Linked DNA regions of Homo sapiens: region 2 is linked to region 1. The links are chromatin loops, found by intact Hi-C in ENCODE. Cell type or tissue: K562. All regions are shown on one strand. Links, peaks and the distances in the headings refer to the core of each region. The heading gives the core; the rest is flanking DNA.

The links. A loop is a pair of places that touch in the nucleus more often than their neighbours do. Peaks named below come from ENCODE experiments on the same cell type or tissue, not always from the same donor. Only the 100,000 strongest peaks of a DNase experiment are listed, where the experiment ranks them.
Region 2: a loop joins it to region 1, with 7 times the contacts of the local background. A loop is called at or near these places in 1 of 110 quality-filtered maps.

Annotation. Positions count from the first base shown.
Region 1 is chrX:55,022,260-55,032,942 of GRCh38, forward strand. ALAS2 (5'-aminolevulinate synthase 2) reads right to left here and starts at 8,718. Exons shown (of 11, transcript NM_000032.5): 1 at 8,683-8,718; 2 at 3,561-3,756; 3 at 2,459-2,581; 4 at 1,498-1,608. The coding sequence starts at 3,741. It also overlaps a transcript of PAGE2B not described here. RefSeq lists a silencer at 1,498-2,477, an enhancer at 3,742-8,723 and a cis regulatory region at 5,935-5,954. In K562, for the core only: no CTCF peak of the experiment used is centred there; DNase peaks (open chromatin) are centred at 5,992 and 8,822; H3K4me3 peaks cover 299 bases.
Region 2 is chrX:55,115,117-55,125,799 of GRCh38, forward strand. No RefSeq gene overlaps it. Among named protein-coding and RNA genes, the nearest start is that of PAGE2, 31 kb to the left of the region's middle. RefSeq lists a cis regulatory region at 1,513-1,810. In K562, for the core only: no CTCF peak of the experiment used is centred there; a DNase peak (open chromatin) is centred at 1,635.

The sequences.
Region 1 (10,683 bases), core at 1,757-9,756:
AAATACATATCAAAAGTTTTTTAAATGCACATACTGACATATCTAGAGAAATATTTGCAGCATACTTAACAGACAAATGATTGATACTCAGAATTTATTATATAATCTCTGAAAAATTAACATGAAAAATTTCAACTCAGTAGAAAAATGGGCATAGAATATGAACAGACAATTCAATAAATGTAGAAAAAGATTCTTAATCAGGAAAAATAAAACTGGGAAAACAAAATTTCACCTATCAATTGATAAAGATTTAAAGTTTGATAATATCAAGGGCTGGTAAGGGTATGAGACTATGGATACCCTCCTTGATAACTGGTACAGCCATGTTGGAGGGCTAATTGACAAAATGTATTAATATCAAAAATGTACACATCCTTACATCCCAAGAATTTCCACCACTGAGTGTTTATCCTGGAGAAACACTTGCCTGTGTACACAAGGAGATACATTCAAGGATGTTTGTTGCACCACTGTTTGTAATAGAAAAAATTGGAAGCAACCAAATAGAGGAGTAGCCAAATAATCTCTATTATATCTATACTACAAAATATTTTGAAGCATTGAAAAATAAGGTAGATACATATGTGTTAAAGTGGAAGCATTTCCACAGTATATTGTTGAGTGAAAAAAGGGCACAGAGTAAAATATATAGCAAGATATTATTAGGTAAAAATAAAAATTGAAAAAAGTAATACTATACATTTTCTTTGAGTACATTTGTATGTATGTAAAACCAACCTACAATCTAAACTGAGAGAATACAAAAAATTGGAAACAACTTAAATTATAGATGCTTGATTAACTGAATGATATTGAATCCATACTATACCCATGACATATTTTTAAGTGAACAAAACAGCATAACGAACTCCAGGTAAAATAAGATCACACTTCTAACAAAAGCATGGGTGTGGTGAAGAGAGCAGAGGGTGTGTGTGTGTGTGTGTGTGTGTGTGTGTGTGTAGCCATAGAAAAATATCTGGGAGAAAATATAACAAAAACTTAATGGTGGAACTCTGCATGACTTAAATTTCCCTCCTTATACTTTCCTGTATATGTTGAAAAATATTTTACCATGAATCATATTCCTTTTACATTAGAAAATAATGTAAATGTCATTATGGAAAGGAATATAAACACATATAAGAATGGGGAAAAGGTGCTGTATGAAGGGTGAAAGTTTTTGAGGGAAGCATAGAGAAGAAATAATGGAAATAAGCCTAATATTTAATGAAGCCTCATTAGAAACACTTCCATAAATGTAATTTCACTTTCTTCTCATGGTAACCTATTGAGGTAGGTATTAAATGCCACTGAAGGAAAGTGTCTTACTTGCCAAAACACCTAGATCCAGCAAGTGCCAGCATTAAATTTTAAACTCAAATTTCCTTTGGTTCCAAGGCCCTTCTGTACTGTTTCCCCTACTGTGACAGAGGCCCTTTCAGAATGCCTTCCCTATTCCGGTCCCCTTTTTTTCCACCTCAGCAAACTCACCAGGCATATTGTTCTGAATCAGGTGTGTGACCTTCCCAGAGATCTGCTCCTGCTCCTGGGGACCGGAAAATGGCTTCCTTAGGCTGACTGAGACCAGGGAGCTAGGCAGATCTGAGACGGAATGTGAGATTCATTGGCCGTGAAGAGAATGGGGGAAAAAGAAAGCATGTGTTGTCCTCTTTAAGCTCAATGCAACACATGAAAATTCAAGTTTATAAGGTAAGGGCAGCTTCTACAGCGAGAAGAAATCTTCTCCAAGGTGAGCTTCTATTTATCCCCCCGAATGGAGACTATTACATTGTTAGGAAACCTTCTATAAGGTGAATCATACTTCTCTCCACTAGGATTTTCCCTTGGCTCAGGTAACTGGAGCAGCCACCCTGGGTCCTGCATTTAGAAAGTAGATGCAGGATAATGTACCTTACTCTTCTTTTCTAAACATCATTAAATTTCAATTTTGAAGTTTTTGTCCTTAATGATATCCCAAAGGGGCCTATGAAAGATGTCAACAGTGTGGCCATATCTCAAGGGTGATTATCTTGGGTGGTCTGCACTAATTAAGTTGACCTGGGGATCTGCACCCTGGTTAAAGGAGGTACCTACTCCCAGCTCTTTCTCTTTCATGCAAATCCATATTCTCATAGAGTGGTCTTGCTGAAATGTGGGACCCCAGCCTGTTGGGATCAGTTTAGCCACCTGAAAAAGAGGAGTCAAAATTCTAGAGGGCTCATCTTAGAATAATGACTAAAAGTTTCAGGAGCCCGTACATATGTGTTTGTCAGGTATGGTGTGCTTCAGCATACAGCCTAAACTGTTGCCTACCATGGCTCCCCTGGAAAGACTGGACTTCTCATCATGGGATGTGTACTGGCTGCTTTTGTATTAGCCTAGCTCAGGACTGTGACGTAGTGTGTTCAAGCATTAGGAGTAAAGGTTGCATAAGGTGGAACTTGACTCCAACCTGTCTTGAAAGCCTTCACATCTTCCTGGACTTCTGGGGCTGCCTTCTGCACAATCTTGCTCTTCCCATCCTGGAGTTCCGACAGCATGAAGGGACAGTGGCCCTTCGCCCAAGATGGAGAATCTATGCAAAGGTAAGAGAGTAATTTGGGGTGCATTTCTAGTCATAAGTTCAGCTCAACAATAATTGCTGAGATCTAATGTACCCCTAAAGCCCTATCTCAGGCTATTGTAGAGACACAGAGATAGATGAGTCTGGTCCCTGTGCTAGGGGAGCTACTAAACTGGTGGGAATGGCATACACTGAAGACACATTGTGAACAGTGCTGGGATAGAGGAAGTACATGGGCTACAGAAGTCCAGAAGAGGGAGGGGAAATGAGCCAGAATTGGAATTAGACAGTTTGGAGGTCTAAGCAGGCTTTGCAGAGGAGATGATGGCCAAGCTTAGTGTCAAATGAGAAGTATGAGATTCTCCAGTACAGGGTCTAGGAGAGGGTAATCTGACAGGAGCAAAGGCACAAACTCTTGACAGAATAGTTGATTTAGGCAATTTTAAGTAGTTTCAGCATGTCTGGAGTATAGTGTGTGAGGGACATGACAGTGAGACTGTTTCTTTTCTTTTCTTTTCTTTTCTTTGACAGATTCTCGCTCTGTTGCCCAGGCTGGAGTGCAGTGGCATGATCTTGGCTCACTGCAACCTCCGCCTCCTGGGTTCAAGCAATTCTCTGCCTCAGCCTCCCAAGCAGCTGGGATTACAGGCGCCCACCACCACTCCTGGCTAATTTTTTTATTTTTAGTAGATATGGGATTTCACCATCTTGGCCAGGGTGGTCTTGAACTCCTGACCTCGTGATCCACTCGCCTCGGCCTCCCAAAGTGCTGGGATTACAGGCGTGAGCCACTGTGCCTGGCCGAGAATGAGACTCTTTCTAGAGAACCTGGCAGAAGACAGATTCTGGGTATATTTTGGGGCCAGTTCATGCTATCTTGACACTTTTCACATGAACCGTCCTAATTATTAGGCAAAGATGGCCAGTATAACTTGGAACTTTTACCCCAGGACCCTAACATTCTCCCCTTTTGCTAGCAGCCTCTTCTTACCTCCTCCAGCCTTTGTTGCCTTAAGGTGGATTTGAGAACAGTTTGGTCCTTGGGTAGCCAGGATGGGACAGCGTCCAATACCAAACAGGAACTGGTGAGTCTTAACCACCTTGCCTAGGAGGCTTGTGGGGCCCCGGGCAAGCACTGGGCAGCACTGTAGCAGCATGGCTGCAGTCACCATCTTGAACCTAAAGTCCTGCAGAAGACATGGAAGAGATGAGGTTCCATCATGAGGGCCTGGCAAAAAGCCAAGCCTTTGATCCTCGTCTTCAGCTTCCCACCCAAAACTTGCTGCCTCCGAGATGCTCTTATTGCCCTTCCAGGGAAAGAACTTCTTTCCCAATGTTAACATGTACCAATAAAACATGAGGGAGGAAGAAATAGGAAACTGACTACTGGGCAAAGGGGTGAAGGAAACAGTTCTAACTGGAGGTCAGAAAGCCTGGATTCTGACTCACATTCTGGCACTGACTACCTCTGTGATGATGAGGATCACTGAAATGTGTTTTTGTGTGGCAGGATGAGAACTGCCAACCCACTAACCCTTTGATCAATACTTAAGGCCAAGAATCTTTCTAAGAATGTTGGTCTTAGCCAAGTGAAGATTCAGCCTGCTAATGCAAACATATGTCATTGAGTAGAGCTCCTGAGGCTTGGCCCAGGGTGTTTCCTAAGCAGGATCAGCCAGAGGGGAGAAGGAGCTTGAGGTCACATGTATCAGTTTAAGGAAATCAAGGGATCCGGAAGGAAGGGTAGGCCCTAGGTCCTACAGAATGTGTACCACCAGCCTGATATTATGCTGTCTTTGAATTTGCTCCTGTCTCTTGGATAAGCACAGATATAGGAAGAGGTGAAAGCAAGTCCCAGTGGGGCTGGAAAACAGGGACAAAGACATAGTCTATGGATTAGTGAAACAGGCAGAGGCCAAGACAGAGAAGAGAAAGGGGGCAAAGAGATCAGAAAAAGAGAAAGCAAATGACACACAGGCACTCAATAAATATTTGTTGAATTTTGGGGTAAATTGATGAATGAACAGAGTCTGAAATTGAGGAAGGAGAAGGGACTAGGAGAAAAGCCAGAAGAAAAGAAAATTTAGGAAAGATAAAAGGAGGAAAGTAGAGAGAGAACAAAGATGTGGTGGTGGTGGTAGAGTTAAAAGAACAGAAATTGAGGGGGAAAAAGAGATCAAAGGTAGAGGGAAAGGGAGCAGGGTAGAGATGAAAACAGAGATTGAGTCGAGAGAAAGAGAAAATGAAAAAAGAAAAAGGGGGTGGTGATAGTGCACACAGGGATAAAGGCAGAGACAGATAGACCAAGGGGCACGAAAGGGACATGAGGAGGGATCAATGAGTCTAGAGGATTATACAAAGATTCATAGAAGTGAGAACAGGAGTGGAGAGGATCCAGCAGGGGTAGAGAGTCAGTCAGACACAAACATAAAAAAATGCTGCCAGAAATTGCAAAAGGCTAAGTAAGTTTAGGGAAGAGAATCATGGCCCTAATTGAGGGAGATGAGAGAGAGACTGAGGGACAGAGAGAAGAGAGTAGAGAAAATGACAAGATCAAAGGATAGAGACAGAGAGGTGACTAAAGCAGGGGGATGAGGGTTAAGAGGGGTGAGAGCTGAGAGACACCAAGAGAAAGACAGCTAGAGAGAGCAAGAAGGAGAGACAGATGTAAAGAAAAAGGGCAAATTGGAAAGACAGAGTCAAAAAGTGAGACAAGATAAGGGACAGTACAATGGGAGAGACATGGGAGAATGTGAGAAGACTAAAGCACTGACACTGTGAAGAAAGTTACTGAGTAGAATCTACTAGCACCCTCAGCCTTATGTTTTGAGGGACAGGTCAGCTCATGGCCCTGCCCTCATATGGCAACCTCCTTCATCTCCCTCCCTTCCTGATCTCATAGAACAAGCACCCTCCCCGTACCTCACAAAACAACCTCTTTTTCTTGTTCCATCCCAGAGCAACCTCTCCCCCTCTCATGGGCTGTCACAGCAGCCTGGGTTGGTATGTGGGGCCAAGGCATGTGGGCCCTGAAATTGGAAAAGACAGAAGGGTTGTTGGAGGGACTAAATGAAACAATCCAAGTTAAGCCTTTAGTATAGTTTTTGGCACATAGTAAATCTTCAATAAATGTTAGCTTTTCTTATTAAAATTCCAGCTCTCCAATTTCATTGTTGGATGTTCTTGTTCAAATCACTTCCCCTCTCTGGATCTTGGCCTTCATCAGCTGTCAAACGTGAGGTAATTATGGCCACTTCACAAGGTAGGTAAGGAATTGGATCCAGTGCCTACCTCATATCTGGAGATATGTGTTTCCCTTCCCCTGCCTGCTTGTGAAAGCTAAAGCACTTGGGGCTGAGCCTGCAGACCACAGATAAAGTTGCCAGAGTTTATCGCCATTGGGGTCTGACCACTCCCCAAGCTGAGACCAGGGCGTGGGAGAGAAGAGGAGCCCCTTCCTGGAATCACGTCTGAGCATCTGGCTAGAGCTGGCCCTGGCTATTGGTGGTAAGAAATGGATGGCCCAGAAGTGCAGGCAAGGCAGATGACAAGGCTCCAGGCTCCTGTAAACTCCCCTAACATCAATACTGGCAACAATAATGCCAACAACATTGGGGTATGTAGTGGGAAGGAAAGCCCCCAATATTGGAGGCAAAGTCCAGTCCTGCCTTGGGATGGTGGAGAAGACCTACCTCCTGTATATAAAAACAGGAGAAATTAACACACATCATTACTAGGGGGCTTTTGGCCATGATATGCTCAGGGTCCTGGGAAAATATAGACCACTTCTTGGAATTTGTTGAATTCTCAAGTTCTTTCAAGCTCCTGTTCTCATTTCTCTTGTTCTGTTACTCCTTTCCTGAAATTTGCTCTGCCTCACTCTGCCTGGCCATCATTATACCCATGACCTTGTAGTCTAGTTACCATGGGCTCTGTTTCTATTCCATCTCATTACCTACCAAGAGACTAGAGTGAGTAAAATTGAATCAAGGAAGCATTTTAGTCAATTTAGGGTATAAAGAGTATAGGCTCTAGAGCCAAACTACTTGGGTTTGAATCCTGGCTCCACCACTCACTAGCTTTGGGACCTTAGAAAAGTCACTTCCCTGCTGTACATCTTATATCTGGAAAATGTTGGTAATAACAAGGACAATCTGCATCACAGGAATGTTGTGAAGATTCAGTAAGATAATCCATATAAAGCATTTAGCAGAGTACCTATCCCAGAGTAAACAGTAAAAAAGTGTTAAATATTATATTTAATTGATAGACTTTATTATTTTTATTTTCTCCATTTCCCATGTAGAAAAAATGAACGTACAGCCAAGGGAAGTCACATGAATATACCAGGCTGGGTTTGGGAAGCTAGAGAATTGATTCTTGTCCCAATCCTGTTACAATTTATTGTGTGAACTTGGGCTCTGTAATTCCCCTCTCTGGGCTTCCGTTTCTCCACTGACATTGGACTAGATAATTTCATAGATTCCGCCTAGTTCTGATAGTCAAACACTTACAGAGCCCTCTGTGCCAGGCCGTGTTCTCATGTCAACCCTGTGATGATAGGGAAACTGAATCCCAAAAAGATTAAGTAACCTGTCTAGATCAGAAAGCTAGTACATAGGAGAAGCAGGATTTGAACCTAGGCAATCTGTTTCCAGAGATTCCTAACTTAACCATTATGGATCTGTGATTCAAATATTACTACCTTTTTTTCTTGACTGAGGGCCTGACTCTAGACATTTATCTCCTCTGCTGCACTAACATAGGCCTCTTTCCAGGTCATATGCCATTTGTCACCAATGCCTTACCAAAGGAACAGATCTGTAACTACAGTGGAATTTCAGGTACTGTTGAATATTCATTTACTCTACCATTCAATAACTTATGTACCTAATGTGTGATAATGCTTGCCAGGCATCTTCTTAAAACAATACTTTTAACCAAAGAGATGATGGTGAAATTTGAGACCAAGTAACAGATCATTACTGAAAGTTTTTCCCTACGACTTTAAAATCCTCTCTTGTGTCAGCACCCAATCTGTACTCCCAGAGGTGAAAAGGGCCAACTGCAACTCTACCCCAGCAGACAGCCAGAAAACACTCATTGCAGCATTCCTTGTCCCCCACCCCCCCACCCCTTTTGTGGCCTGCTTTGCAAAAGTCAATTAGGTCTGGAAGGGAAGTGGTAATTTCTCTTCAGGAGTTGGAAACATCAGGCCTTACTTCTCTTCCTAGTACCCCTTTCCCACCATGAAAGAATCATACAGAACTTTAGATAACTGTAATCAGAGAATCAGAAATTCTTAGAAACAGGAAAATTTAGAAGATCACAAAATCAAAACTAGAAAGGGTGGTGGAAATTACAGGCCAAGCCTTTTTTTCAGAGAGTGAATGACTTGCCTAGGGTCTCACAGTGAATTAGGATGAGAATAGAAATCTGTTTACTTTCTGTATAGTGACACTACATTCCTCTTCCACTTTCTTCACTTATTTCTGCTAATTATTCATCTCTCAATTCCCCAAATCTCTCCTTACCCAATTCATCATTCCCATCACCCCCACATCCTCTTAGTTTCCCTCCCTAGCTCTTCCCCCACCCCTAGGCTCCCCATGGGCTCTGACCCACTGAGCTCTGCTGTCAGCCCAGCAGGTAGAGGGAGTCAAAGGGAGAGAGGAATGGGGAATTGCAGGAAGAAATATTAAGCCATCGTTCTTGATAGAGAGGAAGAGAGAGACAGAAACACAGAGACGGAGAGATACAAAGCCGAGGAAAGAGACAAAAAGGGGGAGAGAAAGAAATTTAGAGAAAAAGATAGTTAGAATTCAGAGGGAAAAATAAGAGAAAGCAAGAGTGTCAGAGAATGATGAAATGAAATGAATGATCTTGAAAACTAACAAAAGAAAGTAACGAAGGGAAAAAGAGAGAAAAAAGCTGAAAATGAGGAAAGACAGAAAGAGACATGGGAGATAAAAAGAAAATGAAAAAGAGACAGATTCTAAGAAACAAACAAAGGAAAAAGTCAGATCTACTCAGACCAGAGAGTCAGTGTGTACAGCCCTGAGAGACCAGCTGGCAGACCAGAGATAGGGTGCCAGGCTGAAAGCAGCTCTTACCTGTTGCCCTGCACTGAGGACGAACGAATGACAGGTGGGTACTTGGGTTAGGACCTGGCATTTATCCCTTCTCCTCTGACTCAGCCCCACCCACCCTGCCTTCTGCCGGCCTGGCCCTGCATTGGCCCCAAAGGTATCTCAGTCCCTTCCTTGCTAGAGATAAAACCCAAAGTAGCCCCTCCCTCTAGTGTACCCCCTCCCCCAGCTCTGGCTCTTCCCTATTTTCTTCTCTCTATAGGACAGTAAAATTAGCTCATTTGGGCTTTGGAATCAGACCATCCACATAGAGCTGGGATACCTTGAGCAAAACCACCTCTCTGACTATAGATCTCCTCAACTATAAAAGGAGGGCAATAAAACCCAGAAGTGACTGTGGCACAAGTTGGGAGGGCTCTGGAGTCAGACCTAGAATACAGTGTTGTGCTTATGAGCTCAAACAGTCAGCTTCCACAGACTAGATCCCCGGTTGTTGTAACAATTTGGTAATATCATGTATGGAAAACGCATACCACAGTGCCTGGCCCAAATAAATAACACCTACTGTTGACTGAGTGCTTACAATGCACCAGACCCTTCACTAAGTGCTTTACATGAATTAATTTAGCCACATAAGGACCTTAAAAGATAGGTACTATTATCCCTATGTTACAGATGAAGAAACTGAGGCTCAGAGAGGTGAGGTAACTTGTTGATAATTACCCAACTAGAAAGTACAGAGCCCGCCTATGAACCTAGGCAATGTAGTTACAGAACCCACACTCTTCTCTTCCTCTCATAATATACAATTAAAAATGTGAAGTTCTCTGTCTTATCTTTTCTATTACCTTCTCCTCCCTTTTTCATTTTCTTCCCCTTTTGTCACTCTCTTTTTCCCCTTCCCTTATCAATCCTAAGGCAGCAGGACCATGTTATAACCAGACAATTTCATCTTTAGAGCAGATTGTCATCATTAATATTATATTTACATAAATAAGACCATAGTCTACATATTGATTTGCAATTTCTTTTTTTTGTTTGTTTTTCATTCAACCATATGCCAATATACCATGGAGGTTACAAAATCTGAATGCACTGTAATTTATTTAAACACTCCCTTATTGATATAAATTTAGGTTATTCCCAAGGATTTTCCCCCCTCCATTATGATTAATGTTGCAATGAACATCTTTTGGCATTTGTGAGAGCATTTTTTTAGAGGGTGGCATCCTAAAATATAAGCATTCCTGGATCTAAAGGTAATAGACATTTAAAGTTTTTGATACTGCCAATTTGTCCTATACATGTGTTATACACCCCTCCCCACCCAGTGGTGTATAAGAGTAAATGTGTATCTATTTTCTCACAAACTCACCAATACCATTTGTTATTTTCAATTTTTAAAATATTTGTTAATCTTATAGGCACTAAAAATGGTATATCAGTGTTGCTTTGATTTGCTTTTCTTTCATTATTAATGAGATTGGGTGTCTTTTCATGTTTCTTTATCAGTTGTCTATTTCTCTTCTGAGTGGTCTACTTTTTGCCCATTTTGGGGGTGGGTTGGCAGTAAAATATAGTGGACTAAAAGCATGCACTCTGGAGTCAGACTCACCCAAGTCACCAAGTCACCAACACCTTAGCTATTTGGTTCACTTATCTCCAGATCTCTCATATATAAAATGGGACAGTCATAGAACCTACCCTATTGGATTATTGTGAGGATGAGATGAGAAGAACTTTGAATAATATTAATATTAACTCCTTTTCTGTGATATTTGCTGCTTCATCTGGATTAATTTATTAATTCAACAAATGTTTATTGAGTGCCTATAGCATGTCAGGTGTGGTGCTAGGTAGTGGAGATGCAGTGGCATGTAAATTGGAGAGTATGGGTATAGCATGGTGTATTTAACCATTTTTAAAACTAAAGATTAATTCCAGTTCTTCTAGAAGGTATTTCAAATGCAGCTGCAATAACCTTGACCTCCAACTCTTTAGCTGGCTAACCATTTGTCACTTTGA
Region 2 (10,683 bases), core at 949-8,948, 92 kb after region 1:
ACAAAAAAAAAAAAAAAATAGCCTGGAGTGGTGGCACACACCTGTAATCCCAGCTACTCAGGAGGCTGAGGCAGGAAAATCGCTTGAACGCAGGAGGCAGAGGTTGCAGTGAGCTGAGATAGCACCATTGCACTCCAGCCTGGGTGACAGGGCGAGACTCCATCCCCCTACCCCCCCCAAAAAAATAGCTACACTGTACTGAGTGGCATGGGTCATCATCACTCATACATAAATGTGTCAGAGCATCAGTGAGCACCAGGCTCCAGGATCTGTGCTTTGGTGGACTTTTCTCACACATCCATGTTTTCTGCAGGTTAATAGACCTCAAAGAGCTCACAGTTGGTGGGGACGGGGAGCCATATTGAAGATAATGACAAAACAACAGATGAAAACCATGGTGGGCATGAGAAAGGGGAGGCTCGAAACACAGAGGGGGGCCCCTTAGCCCAAGTGGTCGGGAACAGCTTCTCTCAGGACACGCTATGATGTATAATATTATAATCCCCACTTGCAGATGAGGTAACTGAGGAACAGAGAGGTTAAGCAACTTAAGTGGTGGAACACATTTTCAACCTATGTCTCTTGAAATGCAAAGTCCTTTGCATTGTGAATGTTACTAATCTTGTGAATGTTACCCATCATGATATGGTCATCTGTTTTGATTCACATTCGTCACCCATACTTCCTCCTTATCTTGGTTCACTCCTTTACATTCTTCAAATCTGCTAAGTATAATAAATACATGAGGCCTTTCTTCTTTTATAGGCTGGATTGCTACTAAAACGTTAAGCTTTAATCCATTCTCCATCCACAGAGTGGGTTAATGAGAAATGAATGGATCACTGCTGCCAAAGTGTTAACCAGCCTGTTACACTGAGTATCAAACACAAATTAAAAATGCTATCCATATGCAGTGATCAATTGGAAACCCACTGCTCCCCTTTAAATCTATTCACAACACCCTACAATAGTGGATTTTATCAAATGTCAGGAGTTCCCTTGCAGGAGATAACACCTGTTTGATTTTCCATATTCACACACACCAGTTATTGAGCATTGTTAATAAATACTGCTCATTGCCATATGGAAATCCTTTCTTATTTTTCTTGGAGCAATGGAGCCAAACAAAGCCATGGAGCCAAGCAAAGCCATGAGCACTTGATTGTTTGACATATTATCATATGACCAAATTTCCAATAACAGTGCAACTCTGATGCCCAATATCTGCTCCACACAGGCAAACTGGTTATCCAAGGAGTCATTCACTCACTAGATATTCCTGACAAACTTGTTTAAAGAAGTATAAGCTAATGAAGGAGATCAAAAATATTGAAACATGTCTAATGATACCTCATATGTTCTAGAATGAGATTCTCTGATTACTTCAATATGAGAAATGTGTTTCCCTATTGAATTAACCTTCCATTGCTGCCATAACAATTTGTCACAAACTCCATAGCTTTAAATTGAAGAAGGAATTAATGAAATCAACTATAACCTAATAGTAGTAATAGATATTTTAAAATCCTCTTAAAGTTGCTGCAAAATATGACCCCCCCCGACCTTACAGTCAAGTTAAAAGAGAATATTAACAGCCTGTCTTCTCTCTGTGGACAGTGGACCTTATCTATACTCCCCAGCTCCACATTCCTCAAAGTTTATTACAGGCCCAGCGAGTTCCTGCACGGCTGCAGGGTCGCAAGACCGATAAGTTTAGGTTGCAAGACATGTTTCTCTCAAGATGTAAGAAATGTTGTAAATGCTGCCTTTGTTTCTTGCTTCTGTAACTTGCTTCCTGCCTCACGTAGTTCCCGCCTTAAGATGTTTAAAAGTAGGAAAAGCCCTTTGTTCAGGGCTCAGACTTTCTGTACATTTGTCCGGCAGGAATCTCAGATCCCATTCAGAGACTTCAAAGAGGTCTCACCCATCCCATTGGCACTTACAAAAGGTCCCACAAACCCAGGGAGGAAATGGTACCATTTTCTCCAGACACATCTGTGAAATCTGTCTGTGAGGTCTTCACTCATTTACAGTTTGTCATTTTAATTCCGCTTAGCACAGAACAACTAAGAGTAGTACGGTCTGCAGAAAAAAAAGGAAATGAAAAAATGACATAAATCTTGCCCCTACACTCAATGCCCTTTTTCTGGACCAAGGATAGACTAGAAGCCCAGCTGTCCTGGCATAGTCCTCCATGCTGATGTGTGGCTTACCCAGGCACAGTGTGCATGACTTTTCCCAGGCCATGGCTGGGCTGTTTGGGTCTCCATGTTTCCCACCTCCAGGAGAGCAGGAGAAATGGAATTAGGTCTCAAGGCCTCACCCAGACAAGACTCATGGAGGCTATAACCAGGGCTGGCCTCCTACAAGTTATCCTGCAGAGAAAAGCTATATCTTCCCTGATCAAGGAAGCGTGGAAGAGGGTGATATGGATCTAGAATTGATGCCATGTTCCAGGCAGACAAGAAGAGATTCAAACTGCTTTTGACTAAAAAACCCTTATATAATGATAACAATACCTAGAATATATTGGGCATTTAATAAATCACAATACTGTTGCTGCTACTGCTATTGTTACTGCTGCTGCTGCTACTACTACTACTACTACTAATAATAATAGCAATAACAGTTCTCATTTACTTACTCCTTCTAACGTACCAGACACAGCATCAAAAGATGTGCCTTCACTTATCTTTTAACTGTTCCCATCATCCCAGTTAGCCAATCAGGAAATGGAGGTCCACAGAATCATAGTAACTGCCTAAGTTCACAGAAGTAGTAAGTGCTGGAGCTCAGATTCTAACTCAGATCTGCTTCATTCCAAAGCCAGTTTTATTAAACCCTGTCCTATAATGTCTTACATCAAGAAATAGTAAAATATGTTAGAAGGTTCTAGTGTTTGGTCCTGGGGTCCTGGGCGATGACAACTTCTGACTCATCATTATACCAGTCACCTAATATCTAATCAGTAGGATTGCCTGGATCTCATTTCTTTAATTAAACAAGGGCATAAGAGATATTCTATATATGGGCTAAAATCTGATCATCCTCCTTATACCTACTCACAGGGTAAGATAATTAAATAAAAGAGAAAAAGTGATGGTGAATGATCCAGTTATCTGTTGCTACATTTTAAAAAATGCTCCACCACTTGGCGGCTTCAAGCAAAAAATGTATCTGTGTCCCACATAGTTCTATGGGTTGGCGGGTATCAGCTTTCTTGGGGTCTCTCATGCAGTTGTAGTCAGTTATGAATGGCAACTGTGGTGTTCCAAAGGCTCCACTGGCCTGGACTTCCAAGTAGACTCACTCACATGACTGGATTTTCATGCTGACTGTTGGCTTATTTGAGGTTTACAACTTTGTATCCTCCACCTGGCCTTTCCCTATCTCTTGGGGTTCTCTTAGCATGATGTTTGTGTTCTCAGAAGGAACACTCCAAGAGTGAGAGTTTTAGGAGACATGGGTGGAATTAAGTCTTCTTATGACCTAGACTTGGAAGAAACATGCATCACTTCTGCCACGTTCTATTGCTCCAACACAGCCCATATTCAAGGGGAAGGGAGTTAGACTCCATCTCATAGCATGACAATCAATGAGTGCAGACAGGGAAGGAAGTTCTTGATGATGGCCATATTTAGAGAATACCTACCACAGTGAGGATGTGGTGAACCAGCATTAGCACCCTTGCAGGTAGGACTGTACAGCCTGGGAATAAGCACCAATGGTATAAGCACAAAAACCCTCAGATACGGTAACTTCCCTTCAAATTATTTATTCCAACCAGGGGCAGTGGGTCATCCCATAATCCCAGTACTTTGGGAGGCTGAGGCGGGTGGATTGCCTGGGTCCAGGAATTTGAGACCAGCCTGGGCAACATGGCGAAACCCCATCTCTACAAAAAATATAAAAATTAACTTGGCATGGTGGCGTGTGCCTGTAGTCCCAGCTACTCAGGAGGCTGAGGTGAAAGGATCATTTAAACCTGGGAGGTGGAGGTTGCAGTGAGCAGAGATAGTGCCACTGCACTCCAGCCTAGGCGACAGAGGAAGACCCTGTCTCAAAAAAAAAAATTGTTTATTCCTAGGAAATAACAACACAGGCATACAAAGATTTTTGAACAATGTTATCACTCTAGTTTTCTTGGCAGGAGCAGAAAACTTCAAATGATCTAAATGCCCATCAGAAGGAAGTTGCTTGAAAACATTGATACACATCCAAACACTGGAATGTATTGAAATTCAGGTCAAATCCAGAAAATAAAATGTGGCCCCTGTAGAGAAGGGGTTGAGACAATCAAGGCCACCAGGTTATCTGTATTGTCTTTGGCTCACAGAACCTTAGCCATGTTTTCCCATCTTTGTTTAATATTCCCCCCAAACACACACTCTGCCTTCCTCTGGGGATCTTCTGGTTATTTCAGCTTGCAGAGCACTTCCTCAGGCAAGCTTTCTCTGTCACCCCTCCATTAGGCTAGTTTTCCCTGCCAAATCCTCTTTTAGCCTACCTTCATTCTCTTAAAGTGTTAGGTAGAGCACATCAGTTTGTTGTAATTGCTTGCATAATTATCTGTTTCTGCACTCCTACTAATTGGAAGCTCACCCTTTTGCTATTTTATCTGGGGCTAGAGTAGTGTTTGAAGAGTCTGGAACTTACATATTAGGAACATGTTGTCCCCACAGAGTCTGCAGCAGTAGACTCTACTACTTGGAGCATTACTCCACAGATATCCTCCCAAATAAAGTATTTCATATCTTTCAGCAAAATCTATCCTCTGAGTCATGAGATACTTAGTGTTTTAAAAAAATTTTCAGCTATGTGGGTTTTGTGGTTATTATTATATGATTATTGTAGGTTTCCTGTTTACAGCTTAAATGCAGTTAGAGAAGAATAAAACATTCCTGGGAGTTTTCAAAGAAAATGAGAATGAATAGAGAGACAAGCTAGTATAGCTTAAGTATAGTCGTGGGGGTTTGCTGTCCACTGGAGGAAGCTACCACAAGGGCTCCCCTAGGTAACAAATTCTCCACAGCCTAGCCTCTTCATGTAACATGTACAGAACTGTTGTATTTTCTTGGCCCATCAGGGGTGTTTTTTGGTGGATATGTAATCACAATCGCATCATGGTGTGCCCTACTCAGCTCAGTGACTCTGGTGTGGGCATGTAAGAATAGGGAATAATGGAAATATAGCATGTGATACAGAATTTGTAGCATATGGGACTTTTCAAAGCTACTTACAGAGACAGAATCAAGTTTGGATTAGTAGAGCCATTGCTTATTAATGTCTTTCAGTGCTTGTAAATTGTCAGTCACTCCCCTAAAGTCACTCCTCAGAGAACGTAGACTCCTCCAGGGTGGATTCCTCTGCCTCTTTTGATCACTGTTGTATGCACAGCAGCTAGCACAGTGCCCAGCACACCATAGGCCATCACAGGTAACTCTGGATTGAATTAATGGATCTCCTCTCCCAGGAGACTGTGAGACCCTTTGAAGCAGCCTCGTTGTCTGGGGTAAATACCAAGGTTCTTGGTCTCATGGCCAAGGAGATCGAGATCGCAGACACACACACAGACAGGGTGAGTTTGGAGAAGGAGTTTAATAGGCAAAAGGAAAGAACAGCTCTCCATCACAGAGAGGGGTCCTGAGCCAGTTGCCAAGTTGTAGTAAAAATGTCAGGGTTTTTATAAATGGGCTAGCAGCGAGGAGGGGGCTTGTGAAGAGGGGATGTCTTATCCTCCTAGGGCCTGACAGTTTAGTTAGGACGAGGTGTGCTATCTGTACAGAGCAGAGTTTTTGTTTTGTTTTGTTTTTTTTTTTTATCAGCTCTTATCCCATTCCCTGACCACATAGGCTGACTCTTAGTCTGTGTTTCTTTGTCCTGCTTATCTGGGAGGGAGAGTTTCTGTGTCTGTTTCAGTACATCTTCTTGCAGCTGCAGGCATCCCCTGGAGTGTGTTTTTAGCTTCTCTAGCTTAGTGTGCCTAAAGGGAAAAGAATGTCCTTATTAAGGCCCACTGTTTTACTGGGGCCCATTGTATAAGTGTGAAGTTTGATAATTACCCAGGAGACTTCCCCCACCTCCTTCTGTGTCTGAGCTGTCTTATCTGTGTTTTACTGTCTGCTCTTTCAGGTTGCTTGTTGTTAGAAGAGAAGTGATTTCTTTGAATTGCATAAGGTTAGAAAGGGAGCTATTTTTGAGCTGCTTTTTGTTAAAAGGAGTTTTCTGCCAGGGACTGGCTTTATCATGTCTACCTAAATAATTTCTTTCTGCCTCCTATGACACCTTGAGGGCAAGAACTATGTTTAATTGGTCTTTGCAGATCCAGCATCAGTTGGCTGGATGAAACCTGCTAAATGTCACTGAGTTCCTGTTTATTGAATTAACTAACTTCATTTGGAAGTAAGACTGACAGAAACCTCCCCTCAATCTTCCCATTCCAATCCAGAGTTTGTATATTTATGTTATCCTGCAAACACTTCTAGTCAGCTGTAAGATTCAGGGATGACGATGAGAACCTGATTAACTTTTCCGTGAACTCCACACAAAAGATGACATAATTCTTAGCAGAGTATGACTTAGGATAGCATTTCCTAGAACCCTGCAATTCAAGAGTCGCTTTTACAGTTGCTGCTTTCCCTGCACTTCAGTTCTACTGTTTTATGATGATGCCATACTTAATTTTAGAAAAATCTCTTGGCATAAAACAAAATGATACTCTGAAATATTTTAAAACAAAGTGCCAAACAGGCGTAAGTTATGAGACTTTAATCATTTGTGCTATGTAAACCCATCATGTATCTTCTGCTGGTACCCTCCAGACAAAGAACGTGAGGAACACCTTGAACAAAGTCTCACGGAGGGAGAAAACATACACCACGGAGCACATTGGGGCATCTCATTAATATGGTGCTAGAATGTACTTCTTAGAATCTTTTCTATAGGACTTGGGCTTATGTTAGGTGATTTGCAGGAGGACTCAAAAAGTGGGGCTTTTCTCTAATTGAACACCGTCAGGAAGTGGGGGATAATTCTATGATTAAGTATTGTTAATGTAAAAAAAAACAGGATTATAAATTTGGAAAAAGGAGACTATTTCTTATAAAGGGTTACAGCCTGCAAGGTGGCCTTCTCACAGGCTGGGAAGCATAGCCTCTGGCAAAGATCAGAGAGGTGCACTTCAAAGAAGGAGGGGTTGGGGTAAGGTGCTTTATTCTGAACAGATTGGCTAAATATACATATTCATCAGGTTACAGAAGAAGCTAGAAATATTCATGAAGGTGGTCCTGATGCATGCTTATTGAACAAACGTATGTAACATATGACCCATGTTAACCTTGTGGTGAAGATGTTAACATTTAAACATATTACAATTAGGCCCTATATGTCAAAAGGTCTTCTCAGGATGCAAAAGCACTCAAGTGGGAAGCCTCTGTAAACTGACCAGAACCAGTCCATGATTGGTGGTCTTCTTATCTGGAGAAAGTTCCTGAAATCAGTCTCTTGTCCAATCAAAGTTGTCATTATGGCTTGTGAAACAGGAGGTCAGTTAGTATCTGGTGATAAGCTACAATTATTTTAATATTGCTTATCTCTAGACCAGTGCTCCTTTGGCTGCTAGAGAAAAAGAAACACCTTGTAGCAGTTAGAACAGAGTTTGTTACTCTTGTCTGGCATGGCTTTAGGTCTTGTTTGTAGTTTGGTATCTTGTTGCCACAAAGAGTCCATTCTGTCAGTCTTATGATCTCTGTTTTAACATTAATGCTGGGAAGCTGCTGTGTCTTAACCATAAAAGGGAGAGGGGTTTAACGGGGCATGTCTGACTTCCCTTCCCTTCATGGCCAGGAGCTCAGCTTTGTTACTGAGAACCTTCATTTTTTTAGAGGTTGTTTAATTATTTTTTCCTCTCTCTCTCTTTTCTCATTTCCCCAGCTCTCCATTTCCTACTTAGTCCATAGAAATACAAATATAACCCTTCACTTCCCTCTTACCAGACATTCCCTACAGGACAAGTTCTTCAAACTATGTGCTGCTCCAAGACAGATCTCTTCTCCAGAGCTGACAGTTGATTTGCAGACCAAAGCACCATGGAACTTTTACCTCCAGGGGGCTGCCTTGGAACTTCCATCTTCCAGGGGTTGCCTTGGAACTTTCATCCACCAGGAGGGCTTATTGAAAGCATGAAAGCTTAGCCACTTTATGACTTCTGCCTGGAAAGGTACCAACTCACCTGTTCCATAGATAAGACACCAAGATAGCAGGGGGACCCCTGCACTTGTTCACTTCCCCCTCACCTTATAAAAATGCCCACTTTCTGCTCCAAAGGTGAAGTGGCACATTTAAAGGCAGGATGCTTTGTGCCCCTTCCCCCAAGCTAGCTTTGGAATAAATCCACTTTTTTTTGTGGCCTTGCTCTTGTTAATTAAACCTCTACATGCAGCAAGCAACTAACCTACTTTTCAGTTACAGTTTTAAAGTTTTTCTAGGGTCCCTTTGGTCAAGAAGGGATCCATTCAGGCATTGGGGGGGTTGGGATTTTATTTTTAGTTTACCTCATCTTTTCAATTTTTATCTTGAAGGTGCAAAGATAAAACCATGGTCAAAGGTTTAGTTGGAAAAAAAGCTGCAGTCACTCATTTTCACCAGTGCTGCTAGCGGTGAATCTGTATGGATCTTCAGCAACTTGATCATTGCCTCCTCAGAGGAAAGAATTCAGGCGAGGGGTAGAAGTAGGTATGAGGCAGAGGGAGAGACCAAGGCAAGCTCTAGAGCAGGAGTGAGCAGGAATGAGAGGAAGCAAAGTTCATTAGGAAGAAGGCCAAGTGGATGACTTGAGAGATCCAAGTGCCCCATTTGGCCCTTGACTTGGGGCTTTATACATTGGCATGGTTCTGGGTTTGCATTTCTTCTCCCTTGATTTTTCCCTTGAGGAGGACCGTCCGCATGCACAGTGACCCTACCAGCACTAGGGAGGGGCCGTATGCACAGCGTGTTTACTGAAATTGTGCGCATGCTCACTTGAGGCATTATTCCCTAACCAGTCACGCGTTCACAGAAGGTCATATACTGGTTAAATTTTGCCATTTTGCTTCTTAGTGCACATGCTTCAGCCCACTCACCCAACTCCTGAGATCTTATCAGGAAGCTGCTGATCACCAGTTCCAAGTGTTTTCTATTAGGAGACCGTCTTTCTCTGGCATCAGCTGTGCCAATTATTATTTTATAGAAACAGTTCAACTGCCTGACCATCACCTGGTGGTCACCTGGCATTCCTTGGACGGGGGGTGGAGGGGGGCTCCCCTGCCCTGCTCATGTCTGCCTATCTAACACCAGGATAAGCAATTCTAATTGTTAAACCAAAAAAATAGGTGCCAATGAATTGGAAAACTAATGGTGTCTTGTACAGAAGTTGTCTTCCTTTGTAGTTTGGATGAAATGATGTTGTTAACAGTACCTGATAAGGTCTTTTCCACTGCTGCCTAAGGACAGTGTTTCCTCAATGACTTTTTTCCAGAAGACCAGATCTCCAGGTATTAGGTCATGCAGAGGCTGCTTAGGTGTGTGTTCTGGAAATGCAGCTTGTACATGTTGGTAGCAAAACTAGAGGCATCATCTGAGTGTGTGGCAATAATTGTAAAATTATCCCATCAATGTTGATTCTATATAACTGCCAATTTGTCTTTGCTATTGTAATACATAAAATAATTTTTCTAATCCCCACTTTTATGATGGCAATCATAAAATCATAAAAGTTAATTAGCAAACATTTCTAGATTCTTTATCTCTCTAACAGAGAGATCTCTCTAACAGAGTCCTGAAAACTCTGTTTCTATAACATTTCAAAGTTATGGACTAACCCTAAACCATACCTGTGACCAGTATAAATATTTGCTCATTCATATTTTGTCAGATGGCAGGACTAGACAAGGGCAAGTAACTTAACCGAATGAACAGATTTAATTTCTGAGAGAAAGTTACATTTCAAGGGTAAATTCCAGTCTGGGGTAGCAGAACTCACTTGCCAGTTATTAGCTTTTCTTTTTCAGTATGAACCACAAACAGAATTAAAGCAAGGATATCCAAGGATGTCTTTAGAAGGTCTGTGCAGGATATGGATAATTGCCTAACACAGTTAAGAAATCATATATTTTTCTTCGTCAGGCAAAGGAGGAAGGTGCAGCAATGCACAGGGATGTGTTAAGGGGAAAGCGATGATGTTTCATAGGAGGGTAGGTGACTAGCCAAGAAGCGCTGAGGATTTCCTGTCTATAGAATATTATACATAGTTTGGGGAACTGGTAAGTTTAGTGGAGACCCAAGAACTAAATTAGCTAAAGTTTTTGCACCTTTGGTTCTTGCTGCTATTTGAGTTAGACAAGGTAGATAGATATGCCTTGGCACCCAGATCTAATAAAAGACTGAAATAAGTAATTGGCCTCTTACAATTCCTAAGTATTCTTAAAAGGACCTTTAATGCTTTTGCAAACTTTTAATTTTAATGGACAAAATATAAAAAGGATTTGTGAACCTAGCCTTCTAAAAAGAATTCTCTTCATAGTTACTACACCAGTCTTTGTGCTTAAACTTGCATATACTTCTTATAACCTAAAACATATACAATATTTGAAATATATTTTGTTAGGATATTTTACTTATGGAAAATTAACATAGGAAGAGAAATTT